Regions from separate parts of the Homo sapiens genome. Here region 1 is linked to region 2. Evidence: chromatin contacts called from ENCODE Hi-C or POLR2A ChIA-PET data. All regions are on one chromosome and are shown on one strand. The core of a region is the stretch at or near the end of the contact, and the rest is flanking DNA. Distances in the headings are between cores, read along the strand shown.

Region 1 (7,262 bases), core at 625-3,124, 85 kb before region 2:
TGGGGTGAGACAGATATACAAACAGGTGATTTCAGTTCAGTGTCGTAAGTGCTCTGATAGTGGGGGGCACAGACACGTCATGTCTGTGCATTGTAGAAGATGTGAAGGAAACGTGCGTACAGACTTAGTCTCATATATTCTAAAGCAACGCAATAAATCTAGTTGTAGGTGTATAACAAATAGGGTGGTTTAACAATTGAAGTTTGCTCTTCAGAGACACGATTCTTGGGTATTTAAAAATAAAAGTCCTTCCTAGTGCACAGGATTTATTATTTATTTTTATTTATTCATTCATTTATTCACGTATGTATGTATATTTAGTTTTTGAGACATGGTCTCGCTCTGTCACCCAGGCTGGAGTGCAGTGGCGTGATCTAGAGTCACTGCAACCTCCATTTCCCTAGGTTCAAGTGATTCTCATGCCTCAGCCTCCCAAGTAGCTGGGATTACAGGCGTGCCACCATGCCCGGCTAATGTTTGTAGTTTTAGTAGAGATGGGGTTTCACCATGTTGGCCAGGCTGGTCTCGAACTCCTGGCCTCAAGTCATCCACCCGCCTCGGCCTCCCAAAGTGCTGGGATTACAGGCGTGAGCCACTGCACCTGGCCAGGATATGTTATTTACATACAGCATTTCTAGGATTAGTTCTTTGTCAAAAAAGATACCCGCATGCAGGAACAATGCATTCAGTATTGGATATATGAACTATATATGTCATGCTTGGCTACTCTGTTGCTGTAAACATTCTTAGTTGATCTTTGTTCCGTGTACCATTTCATTTAGGGGCATGAAACTCATTTAGGGAAACTCATTAGGGCAGAGTAGATTGTTACACTCTATTTTGTTAATATTCCTTATAAACTACTAGTTTATGTGGACCATTATGTTATTTCCAATTTTTAATCACAACTTCCTGTGCTCTTTTAAATGAATGAATGGTGTTTTTCAAGCTCCCAGGGCTGGGCAAGGCTGCATTGCAGTGGCTTATTCTTGTCTCGAGTGTTGACTGAACATGTGCTTTTTTACAATCTGTTTCAGTCATCACTGTTAAGTGCCGTGCTCGGGGAATTGGCCCCAAGTCACGGGCTGGTCAGCGTGCATGGAAGAATTGCCTATGTGTCTCAGCAGCCCTGGGTGTTCTCGGGAACTCTGAGGAGTAATATTTTATTTGGGAAGAAATACGAAAAGGAACGATATGAAAAAGTCATAAAGGCTTGTGCTCTGAAAAAGGTGAGTGATGACTTTTGGATTTCATGTACTCGAATGTCCAGTAATACTAGTGTTCACTTGAACAACAAGGTTTATTAACTTTTTTTTAATTTTTAAAGACCTTTGAATGTTATTTAATACTTTAAGGCGGTCCTCCCAGTAAATAAACACACACACGCTCTGTCCTTTTACGTCTGATGCGAAAATGATGTTTACAGGGTGAATTTCGGGGGTTTGGTTGGTTTTGTGAAGTTTTATTTACTTTTAACTTTTCTTTTTTTCAAAATGGACAATTATAAAAATTTGCAAAAGTGGAGAGAAGGGTGTCTTGAACCTGCCTGTACCCATTGCTCAAGTTCAAGTGCGATCAACTTGTAGCCAATTCAACTCCGTCTCTCCCCTGGCCCTCTGCTAGCTCCACCCCCAACCCAGATTCTTCTGATGCATACCCTTGGCCTCAATTGTATTTTATCTGTAATTGTATTTTATCTGTAATACCTTATTACTTATCTCTAGAAGATAAGAACACTTTTGAAAAAAAATTACATCTCACTCAAGAAAAAAAATCACCAGAATTTCTTGCTATCATCAACCGGCTAGGCAGAGATTACAGTGCTTTAGTATCTCATTACCCATTGGTTTGCGTCAGACTCCGGAAGATGTCTGCACCGTGCACTTGGCTGATGTTTCCTGCTTGGGTCCCTCTCAAACCACAGGTTTCCTTCTCCACTCCCTTTAAAAAAGAAAATTTGTTTCAGTAGATTTTGGGGTACGGGTGGTTTTTGGTTACATGGATAAATTTACAGTGCAATTTATTATTTAAAGGAAACTGTTTTAAAATTTATTTTTCATTGTGTATCATTTCACCAAGAGAGTGATTGTTTTCAGAAAAGATGAAGTGTTTGATTGTACACTGAGGTTTTCATAAACCTGGTGGATAGTTGATGAAAACTGAGCATACTTAATAGAGGGCTATAAGTTCTAGAAGATAGAAAAAATGGTAAATACTGATAAATACTATGTTACCTTCTTTGGGCCATAAAAATCAGTGAATAATGGCATTAAAGGGCTCTCCCCAGGCCCTGTGCAGTGTGGCCTGGACATCCTACTGTTCTTTTATGCTGTCTGGAAAAGGCCGCCACAGACTGTCACAGGTGTGATGCAGAAGGCTTCCAGCCAGGTTTGTGAGGAATGAGTAATTTTGCTTGAACAATGGCTGGAATATCAGAGTCTGTCAATCAGGTGAGTAGTATTTGCTGGCGATTTGGATAGAGAAATCATTGCTTGTTTAATGGGCTGTTTCTTCATCCTGGACTATTGTTAATGAGAGATGATGCATTTTCGGAAATGACATTAAGTTAGCAGTAATGAGCTAGATTTTTATTGAATAGTATACACTATATAGGAAAAGATGCGCTAAGGCAAGCTCCTAGTTATTCAGATCCTACCAGGTCTTATTTTTTTTTCTCTGTCTCACACGCTCACACATATGCACACACAAAGCTGTGTAAAGTTTTAATCTTTTGCCATGATTTCCCAGTGCCTTTGCTATTGCTATCCTCATTTTGTTTATTTTTCTGATATTGCTAGCCTCGCTTTTTTAAAGTAAAATTTTCATTTTATTCAAAGTTTGTACAGAATTGCTAACATTTCCCTAAAATAATTACTATACTTCAGCTTGTCCTGCTCTGGTGTCCCCCCACTGTCCCCTGCTTCCCTGAAGATCCATTTTAGAGAAATTTTGCAGAAATATAGGGTCAAAGTAGGAGAATATACAAGGTGATTTCAGTGTGTTGCAGTGAGTGGAGTGTATCATGTTTTAGGGAGTTGAGAAACAGATGGCAAATTTTGCTAGTTTTCCCCCACTGGTAGTTACAGTTGATAACCAAGAAACTGCTGATGGACCAGGCCCCGGAGATAGGAAAGATGGTACGCCATTTTTCAATGGAAGGGTGGCACTTGGCAACCTGGGCCTTGTCTTTCAGCTCTTTTCTTCCATCATTTCTCTATGACAGGTTAGAAGTGAGGTCCTTGGGACCAACACAGGGCTTTCTTGGGAAGGCTTTGTTGCTCTTTACCTACTAATCTGTCAGTTTGGAGATAACCTACTAGTAAACTCTAGAATTTAAGAATGATTTGTTCAAGACTGTGGTTTCAAGAGTTGAATGTTGCTTCTGGCTGGTAAAGTGGAGGGTTGGAGAGATAAAATGACTCACTTGAACATTTGCAGTTCAAGTTCAAAGCCATACCTGCCTAGCTCCAGATTCCATTTTCCCCTCTGCCAGGCACCTCTCAGTTGGGGGTGTTTATAAGGTAGAAAACTATTTTAACAATTAGGTGATTGATAAAAAGGTAGAATGTGGGACAAAATGTTTTTCAAGCCTTCCCTTTTTACCTGTTCAGCTTCTGATACCCACATGAGACTCCAGGTCCCAGGTCACCCAGCTCTGCCTTGCTCCTTCCCACATCAGAAAGTCTCTGGGGGAAAGTGGGGGTTAGGACAGTGGCTGCCATTCAGCCTCTTCCGTAGCCACCTTTGAGGACTGGCCCAGTAACTCGGATAGTGTCCCAGGCACCTGCGGGCTTCTGCGTGGCAGGCAGACTCCAGTGGCAATGGGGTCCCCTCAGGGCTGGGCTGCATGGCGACTTCTTGGTTCCTTCCTGGATGTGTGTAAGCATGGACTGCTGGCCCCCTGTGCATGGTTCCATCCTCGGTAGGACGGTGGGCCTCCGGTGGTGGAGAAGTCGAACAGAGCAGGAGTCTGGCCCAGCTTTGTCATTTGCTCGCTGTCACTTTGGGTTTTTTTTGAGATGGAGTCTCGCTCTGTCACCCAGGCTGGAGTCTAATGGTGTAATCTCGCCTCATTGCAACCTCCGCCTCCCAGGCTCCAGTGATTCTCCTGCCTCAGCCTCCTGAGTAACTGGGGTCACAGGTGTGCGCCACCATGCCTGGCTAATTTTTTTGTACTTTTAGTAGAGATGGGGTTTTGCTGTGTTGACCAGCTGGTCTTGAACTCTTGACCTCAAGTGATCCACCTGCTTTTGCTTCCCAAAATGCTGGGATTATTTGCATGAGCCACTGCGCACGACCAGCTCGGTGTCCACTTTGGACTTGTCACATTACTTGCCTTGGGCTTTTGATGTCTCTGCTGAGAAATAAGGACATGGGATGAGATGGTTTCCAAGAAATTTTGCTACCATTCTCAAATGCCATTTATGACTGTTTAGCAGGGGACTGGAAGAAACCAGGGATCCTCTTAATGAGTTATGAGATCATTTGCCGACTCCTTTTCAAATCCACGTGTCAATGGTGGGTGTTAGATGGCCATAGAGAATAGCAATACTGGAATTATTCTGGCTTGTAGGTACAGAGATTGCATGTGTAATCAAAACCTGCTGGACAGAAATGGTCCTGAGCGTCTCTGGGTGTTTGGCCTCTGTTTCATTTCTTATTAAATGGGGGAGATACAGCAGGATTATAAAGACTGCAGGCAATGTCTGTAAAATGCAAACATGCCAGGTTTTTGGTAAATAGTAGCTGTTGCCCTTTTCTCTAAATCAGTTAATAAGATAAATAAAAGATTTTGCCTTATATAGTTCCTCATTCCCCTCCTGGCCACCCTCCCCCGCAAAAAAAAAAAAAAAAGTCCTAGAGGAAAAAATAGGAACTAACAAGATTTCTCAGATATGTTGATAGCAACTAGATATATTGTACTAGATACAGTTGAAGTAAATTTATAAGTTCATCGAGCTAAAAATATATTTGAGATAAAATAATAAGATAGGAAGTAGTAATTCACATTTAGCAGTATTGCTTTAGGCTAATTATTTATTCAAAGAGATATCGTAGCAAATGACAGGACATACCTCAGGAAACAACATACTAATGTTAGATACTTTAGTGGGTAGTAGTTAAAATCCGAGGCCTTGGGGTCAGACAGCTCTGGGATTGAGTCTCAGTTCCTCTTCAGTAGGTGTGTGATTTTAGCTAATCGTCTGAACCTTAGAAAGCCTCAGTTTTGTCATCTGTAAAATAGAGATAATAAACTATTCACCTCATAGGCTATTGTGAGGATAAGATTTGATCATGAACTTAAAGCATCTGATTACTAGGCACATAACAGGCCTTCTTAATTATAAGAGCCACCAATTTTGGGTAAAATCACATGAAATGTGACATGCTTGAAAGAATGTATCTGAGTATATAACTTCCATTATTTGAATTGATATTTATATAGGGTTTCTATACATAGTACAGTAAATAAGAGAATAATAAAAATATTGTTACCCTAATAGATGCAATGTATTAATATTATGTCACCCTTTGCATAGTTTCTTTTAATCCTTGAGCACTTTTAAGCAGTGTGTATCCAAAAAGGCATGGAATTGATAAATTGGAGTTTAATGTTTTTCTATATAGCTCACTTGACTCTACAAACCCCTTTGGTGTACCCACTATCTTATAATTTCTTCTCATATTTGCCACATTCCTGCCAACTTGGACATTTTCTTTTTAGATTGCCTTGACAATCATAAAATAACTGTTGTTATGCCTTTTTGTTGTTGTTGTTAATCTCTCAGTTGGGAGAACCATATCACTCCTTAGTGACATAATAGGAAATAAATGCTGAGGGCCCGGCGTGGTGGCTCAAACCTGTAATCCCAGTACTTTGGGTAGCTGAGGTGGGAGGATTGCTTGAGGCCAGGAGTATGAGACCAGCCTAGGCAACATAGCAAGACCCTGTCTTTTTTTTTAAAGCTGAGTACAAAAGGGATACAATGAGGTGAATCTAACTAGGGTGACTAAATGAACTGATAGTGCTGTATATGGATAGAGAGACTTCGAGTTCTGAGTTGTTTCAGTATTGCCTTTAAGTAACTTCTAGCAAGCACTTGGGGAAGCATGATATGAAAGGGCAACAGGCTGTGAACTGAGATGAGCTTGGTTCAGACTCCAGCCTTCCTTTATTAACTGAGAGTCCTCAGTCCAGTTACGTGCTCTCACTTCATCTCAGTCTCCTCATCTGTGAAGTGTGGTCACTACTTACTTGGCAGGTTGTCATGAAGGTTAGAGATAACACCAGGCATCAGGAACAGTGGTTGGTGCATAGCTCTTACATCCAGGAGCTGACCTGTGGAGCAAGAAGCTGAGTACACACATAAACATTAAGAGGCAGAATATGGCAGGTCCTTCCTAAGAAATATAAACAAAGCCTTAGGAACCTAGAAGAGAGAGTGATGTTTTCTGATTGGGGGACTGCAGGTTAGTTTCATAGAAGAGTTTGAGCTGGGCCCTGAAAGAAGAATAGGATGTTGATAAGCTATGACAGGAAGGGCCATTCCAAATGGAAGCAAGGTGTGGCCCAAAGCTGGAGAGCCCTGCTCTCTGACTCTGGGGCCTCTTCTTGTGCTGGGGCCTCAGGCCTGGCCCCTGTGACCATCCCCATAGTGTCCTCAGTGGTCTTTCTGCCTTTAGTGTCACCATGGTTGATGTGCACATGGTAGGATTCTGGTTAGATGGCGTCAAACCCACATAGCCACGTCATGGTTTTTCTCTAGTTTCTGTGTCTGCATTTCAGTAAAGGTGGTGGTAGATTAAATAATTGGTTAATTTTACTGAGTGGTACCTAACGTGCATGAGATACCTTCCTCCCATTGGGAGCACTTCTGCTTTCTGCTCAACTGTTTCCCTTTAGCCAAACTAGAAAATCATGGCTAGGAAATTAGCCTGACTCAGATTGTACTTCAGATCCTTTGAAATATTTTCCCTGTCTGAGGCGTGTCCATAAATAGTTTGCCAAGTCAACAACACTCAAGGTCGTTGTAGTACTCAAAGTGCTACTACCAGGCATGGGGAGAGAGCTCCTTCCCTATTCCCTGTCTGCATGAAATGAGACAGATATTTTTAGTGTCTTTTCTAGAAAATGGCTAAGATTGCTCTGCTACAACTTGATGCTATTTTGAGAATGAAAACAAAACAATGTAAAATCAAGGCACAGAAACTTAACACATTATATAAAGACCATCAGCAATGGAATGAGGCCAAGTAAACAA
Region 2 (6,692 bases), core at 1,977-4,476:
GGGACACTGCAGTGTGGAATAGCTGCATCAGGAGGTTTGAGACAAGGCATTAGAGGAGATCAGATGGAGAGATGCAGAGGGGCCAGATCACAAGAAGGCTTGTTTCTTAAGCACAGGAATTTAGAGTTTAGAGATTTGGGTGGAAGGATATGGAGAGGAATGGGAGACTGTCAGAAAGATGGGGTTGTACCAGCATCAGGAAAACAAGAAAGGATACTGGTTTGGACAAGTTTCTCTTTAGGACATCCAGGTCAGAATGCCTTGTGTGGCTAATGAAAGCCCTTGCTTCTGAATAGGGGGCCCACACTGCAGGATAGTCGATCCCCTCAGGCATGTGTCATTCACAAGGCTGTGTCCCAGTAGAAGGCCAGTTAGGTTTGCACACCTCCGTGAATGCTTTACTAGATCAACTGTTAAAGCTGTCAGATATCTTGCCAATCCTGTCAAATTATAGTTGCTTGCAAAATTGGAGCTGTTCTCAATTCCAAAATTAAAAGGAAGCCAGCATCATTTATGTGGTCTGTTTAGGGTGATTCTACCTCAGGATATCAGAGCCATGAAAATTCCCTTTGCAAGTGCTCTTGGTTCTCTAGGAAAAGCTTCAGGTTTTGTTTTTGTTTTCTGTTTTTTTGTTTTTGAGACGGAGTCTCGCTCTGTCGCCCAGGCTGGAGTGCAGTGGCGTGATCTCAGCTCACTGCAAGCACTGCCTCCCAGGTTCATGCCATTCTCCTGCCTCAGCCTCCCAAGTAGCTGGGACTACAGGTGCATGCTACCACGCCAGGCTAATTTTTGTATTTTTAGTAGAGACAGGGTTTCACCGTATTGGCCCGGCTGGTCTCGAACTCCTGACCTCGTGATCCACCCACCTCAGCCTCCCAAAGTGCTGGGATTACAGGCGTGAGCCACTGCGCCCGGCCCAGCTTCAGGTTTTAAAGGTGTGAGTGTTGAGTGTGCTACTGTGAATAAGATTAGATGTGACTGGGCCAGGTGTGGTAGTTCACACCTGTAATCCCAGCACTTTGGGAGGCCAAGGTGGGTGGATCACTTGAGGTCAGGAGTTTGAGACCAGCCTGGCCAACATGGTGAAACCCCATCTCTACTAAAAATACAAAAATTAGCTGGGCGTGGTGGCGGGCCCTTGTAATACCAGCTACTTGGGGGGCTGAGGCAGGGAGAATTGCTTGAATCCAGGAGACAGTGGTTGCAGTGAACCAAGATTGTGCCATTGCACTCCAGACAGGGCGAGACTCGATCTAAAAAAAAAAAAGGTGTGACTAGATATCACTTGTAAGTAAATAACTTCAAAGTATAATGTAGGGGCCAGGTGTGGTGGTCCATGCCTGTAATCCCAGAACTTTGGGAGGCCGAAGTGAGAGGATTGCTCAAGGTCAGGAGTTCAAAACCAGCCTGGGCGACATAGTGAGACCCCCTTCTCTATAAAAATAATAAAAGACTTTGCCAGAGATGGTGTCTTATGGTTGTAGTCCTAGCAATTTGGGAGGCCGACCTGGAAAGAACTCTTGAACCCAGGAGTTTGAGACCAGCCTGAGCATTATGGTGAGACCCTGTCTCTACAAAAAAATAAAACAATTAGCTAGGTGTAGTGGTGCGTGCCTGTAGTCCCAGCTACTCTGGAGGCTGAGTCCGGAAGATCACTTGAGCCCAGAAGTTCGAGGTTGCAGTGAACCACAGTTGTGCTACTGCACTCCAGCCTGAGCAACAGAGCCAGACCCAGACTCAAAAGAACCAAAAAATAATAATAAAAAATTTCAAGTGTAGTGTAGGATGGAATGGGAGAGGCTTGGAATCATCCTTCTTAAGTTTGACTCCTAGCTCTACCGCTTACCTTCTCTTTCCTCACAAAGCCACATGCTACGTCTCTGTAAAATGGAGAAAATTCTACCTATTCCATGAGGGTTATTGTGAGGATAAAATGAAGTCATTTCAATAACATTCTTAGCATAACATCTAAGCTCACTAAATAAAAGGTACTTTTTAAATACTACGTATATTTTTAAGTGGGAGAAATAGCCTGACAATGACATTATGCTGCATTAAGGTAATTGTCAGACAGTTACCAGACCCATAAGTATTAGGACATGAGTTTGTATTCCAGATATTAGGTTTATTATCCCTGAAGGCTTTAATGGCTATTTTCTCTTCTGGAACCACAGTATCAAAATCAGTTGTTTTCAGAATAAACCAGTGAGCACTAAATATCTCATAATAACGTAATTTTCATAATATTGCTGAAACTTCCTTGGCCCTTGATAACATTGAGTGTAGAGTCTGAGTTATCTAGACTTCTGCTAGCTAAAATCTTTGCCTCTAAGAAGTCTTCCTACTAGAAAAAAACAAATGAAAAATGAAGATAAGATGCAGAGGTTGGATTTAGGCATTTTAATTTTTTCTGTTTAAATTTGGGAGTGCTCCGAGTGTGCTAACTTGCACACAGCTGCACTCAGCAAAATACTGTAATATATTGAGGCACACGGAATTGCAAAACCTTTCTTCCCTACACACCCCTCATCTAAAAAAAAAAAAAAATCAGCAGCTTGACTGAGCTTAAATAACTGACTTTTCATATCCTTTCATGGAACACAAAGGACTAGTCCTGAGGCTACTTGAGCCACCAATGCAGGCAGCAGTGGAGACCACCACTGAATGTGCCAGTCCCTCCTCCCACAAACAAAACACATTGACTGCAGCTTTATGAAGTGAAATGCCCAAGAAAAAGAAAATGTGAAGGAGGTGTCCTCAGTCATTTCTTCCCTAGGGGGGTGGGAGGGCAGGATGAGGGGCAGGAGAAAAAGCTGCTGCATCTGGATGTGGAGAACAAAGCCATCCTAAGACTTGAGTATAATAGGTTGGGTCACTCGCTTTTATAGAAGCAAAAGAGTGGAACTGCCTTGACTTGTCTCAGTACCACTGACCCTTACATTTCATTGTGTAGAGATGTCAGGGAAAGTGTGTAGAAAGCACACTGAACAATGACTTTGTCATTTTGAGATTTCTGAGGTTTGTTCACCCCTTCCCCCAACTCCTACCCTCAAATCCCCATTGGACAAAAGAGATCGTTAGTTAGGTCGCCTTGCCGTCATTTGAAAGATCTCTGTTTTACTGAGTCTTTCAAAAGTAAACTCATCCATTTTAACTGAATCACGGCGTTCTCATGCTTTCAAAGTCAACAAAAGAGTTTTAGTCACTGCATTTACAAGGATGGACTAGTCTGTGAAAATGCCAGCCCTAGAGATAATGATTCATGCCAACTGCCACATTAAAGTGGATTTCCTTGTTAATAGACAGGGCAGTTGATGACATGAGTTACTGGAAATATTTGCCAACTCTTGACCCCTGGATTTCTGAGATCAGGATGATAGGATTCACACAGGCCCACTCTAACAATTCCTTTACCTTTTCTTTTTTAATGAAAGATGCAATGGTTGGGTTTTTTCCAGTGTGATAGCACATGTAGAAAGCAGTACTGTCACCATTAGTGTGGTGACAGTTAATCACTGGGGACCCTCCCAGGCTTCCCAGGCTGGCAACCAGTGTTCCAATTTTTCCCAGCATGTGTGTTCCAATGATAATGTTTGTAGTTTAACAAGAAGCTAATTAAGACCTAAAGAAAAAAATTAAGAGTCTCATTTTTATCAAGTCTGGTGGTATTCAGCAGAGCATAGAACTTTCCATTCTGGCATATTGGATGATGTCCATTGCAAAACAATAGTGGCCATTCGTGGTGCTTTCTCTTCTTGTCATTTTGCATCCTTAGTAATGATAAAATGGACAGCTATTACCCAGGAGAGGAAAATGGCCAAATGTTTACTTAATTGAGGACCTTTAAATTCTCTCTATGCTATTCTTGATTGATTACATTCATTTTTGTCTGTATACCTACTGAGTTTTCTTGATAAGATGAACAAAAAAAGGTTTGGACTGGAGAACTTGCCTGAGTTTTATTAAAATCTTGCAGTCACTATTTTCTATATGGATGTATCACTTCCATCTGATGTGGGGCATGGGTAAGTGTAATCTGTTCTACTTGTGAGTTTTGTGACTCACTTGTTTTCTTTCAGCCCTTTCCCTGGGTTCATTGACTTAGTGTTCTCTCTCATTTGCGTTGAGTCATGAAGCCGATAGTGCCGCTTGTGCATCGCAGCAAAGGGCCAGCCACCTATGGGACACGTATCAAACATGGATCAGGAGCCATTTTTGTTCTAGGGCACATGGGCTGGTTACCATTAGTTCTCACATTTGCCCTTTCCCACCCTCAATGCACCTGAGGAGATCATCTCTTAGCGTTATGGTTGTGTATTGATACACTGCCCAACCTCTGCCTGAACATGGCCAAAGGGATGGGAATGAAATTCTAGTGTCATATTTTTTTTACCCTATCTATTTTTATTGAGGTATAGTTTATATACAATAAAATCGACAGTTTTTTTTAGGTTGAATTTTACTAATTGTGTACATTCCAATATCCACCCTCTAAAACAAGATGTAGAGCATTTCCATCTCCTCAGGAAGTCTCCTTTGCTCCTCTGCAGTCAATTTTCACACCTCTACACCTCTTCCAGATTTCTGTCAACATCAATTAGTTTTCCTGTTCTTGAACTACGTATAAATGGAACCAATAATTTTTCTGTGGCTGGATTCTTTTGTTCACCATGTTTTTGAGTTCTGTGTATGTTTCAGTGGTTCATTTCTTTGTTTTCTTTTTCTGAGTGATATTTCATTGTATGATGACATCAACATTTATTTGTCTACTCTCTGATTGATGGGTATTTGAATTGTTGCCAGTTTTTAGCAATGAATGTTCTTATAGAAGTGTTTATGGGTACACTACATATGTTTTCATTCATCTCAGATAAAATGCATAGGAGTGGAATTGCTGGGTTCGTAAAGTTCACTTTAAAAACCAAAAATCAAACTATGACAAGGATTTTTATAATGGTTGTACTATTTTACACACCCAGTGGCAATATATGAGCATTCTAGTTGCTCCACATCCTCGCCAACATTTAGTATGATCAATCTTTTTGTTTTTATTCTTTTTAGTAGAGTATAGATGATCCATTTGCATTGCCTTGATGATTAATATTGAGCTTTTTCCATACAGGCTAATTGGCCATTCAAGTGTCTTATTTTCTGAAATACTGGTTCAGATCTCCTGCCAGCTTTTTAAAACGTGTTTTTAAAAATCTTGTTGATTTTTTAGTTTTTAATATACATAAGTGTATTTGTATATGTTTAATATTAGGCATTTGTGAATATTTCCTGTTTTGCAAATTGTGGTTTTTAATACATTTGCTTATTTCGTCTTCACTGGAGAACTTTTTGCATGAAACTGTTCATAATCTCACATTTGTCCATTTAATGTCTTTATAATCTATAGTGAAATTTCTTCTTTTATTCCCGACACTGATAATTTGTTTCTGTCAATCAGTTTAGCTTGGAGTTTATCAATTTTGATTTTTTTTCCAGTGAATTCATGTTTGATTTTGTAATTTTCTCTGTAGTTGGTAGATTTTCTATTTCATTAATTTCTTATATTTTTTAAGTTACATTGATTTAATTTATCTTTTTCTTTAGCTTTTTAAGATTGAACATTAATCTGTTGGTTTTCATTTGTTTCATAATATATGCATTTAAAGTTATACTTCCTCTAAGTATTGCTTAGCTGCATCCAATGATTTTGATATGTTGTGTTTTCATTATCTACAGTTCAGAATATTTATGAGTTGACTTTTTTTTTTTTTTTTTTAGACAGTATCTCACTCTGTCGCCCAGGCTGGAGTGCAGTGGTGCAATCTCGGCTCACTGCAACCTCCACCTCCCAGGTTCAAGCGATTCTTGTGCCTCAGCCTGTTGAATAGCTGGGATTACAGGCGCACATCACCACACCCAGCTAATTTTTGTATTTTTAGTAGAGATGGAGTTTCACCATGTTGCCCAGGTTGGTCTGAAACTCCTGGCCTCAAGTGAGCCTCCCACCTCAGCCTCTAAAAGTGCTGGGATTATAGGCGTGAGCCACTGTACCTGGCCCATGAGTTGACTTTCTGAAGTAATATTTTAGTAGTGAGTTATTATGGAGTATATAACTTCATTTCTAAAGATTTAGGGATTTTTTTTTTTTAAAAAACCTTACTGCTACTGATTTCTAATTAGCCTTGTTGTAATTCGATAACATATTCTGTAATATTTCTAACCTTTGAAATGTATTGAGACTTCTTTAATGGCCCAGTATTTACTTTACTTTGGTAACGGTCCCCTGTGCATTTGAAAAAAAAAAAAAAAAAAAAAAAAGAATGTATATTCTGTAGCTGTGGAGTATAGAGTTCTAAAAATGACAGGTCAAGTTGGCTTATAATATCTGGATCTTCAGTATCTTTACTGAATTTTTGTCCACTGTTCTGTCATTTACTAAGAGTGGGGTGTTTTTGCTTGGTATCTCTCTCTCTCTCTGTATTTACAGTCTTTGTTGTAAGCAGCATCTAATTAGGTCTGGCTTTTTAAATGCTCAGCTGAAATTCTCTGTCATTTTATGTGGAGTTTCATCCATGTACATTTAATGTAATTATAGATATGGTTGGTTTTAAGTCTACCATCTTGGTATTTGTCTTCTGTTAGTCTCATATGTTCTTTTCCTTCTTTGCAGTGAATAGAATATATGTTCTTATTTTTTCTAT

What was found. Hi-C counts contacts between places; a loop is a spot of excess contacts on that map. ChIA-PET counts read pairs that join two places held with the same protein, here RNA polymerase II (POLR2A). Pooled maps may share reads with other maps.
Region 1: a pooled map shows a loop between it and region 2 (4-fold over the local background). The contact joins two enhancer-like sites. A Hi-C loop is called at or near these places in 1 of 168 maps with a recorded cell type or tissue (breast epithelium) and 1 of 50 pooled maps. POLR2A ChIA-PET finds 5 or more read pairs at or near these places in 4 of 52 experiments (T-cell, activated CD4-positive, alpha-beta T cell, activated T-cell and 1 more).

What each region holds. Positions count from the first base shown.
Region 1 is chr13:95,180,668-95,187,929 of GRCh38, reverse strand. ABCC4 (ATP binding cassette subfamily C member 4 (PEL blood group)) reads left to right here. Exons shown (of 31, transcript NM_005845.5): 11 at 1,038-1,229. Among named protein-coding and RNA genes, the nearest start is that of SNORD13G, 26 kb to the left of the region's middle. RefSeq lists an enhancer at 6,309-6,358. Within about 2 kb of position 1,874, at least 2 of the 41 ENCODE cell types and tissues checked have a DNase peak (open chromatin) inside an H3K27ac peak, as active enhancers do.
Region 2 is chr13:95,097,210-95,103,901 of GRCh38, reverse strand. All of the region lies in intron 20 of ABCC4 (ATP binding cassette subfamily C member 4 (PEL blood group)), which reads left to right. Among named protein-coding and RNA genes, the nearest start is that of SNORD13G, 110 kb to the left of the region's middle. Within about 2 kb of position 3,226, at least 6 of the 41 ENCODE cell types and tissues checked have a DNase peak (open chromatin) inside an H3K27ac peak, as active enhancers do.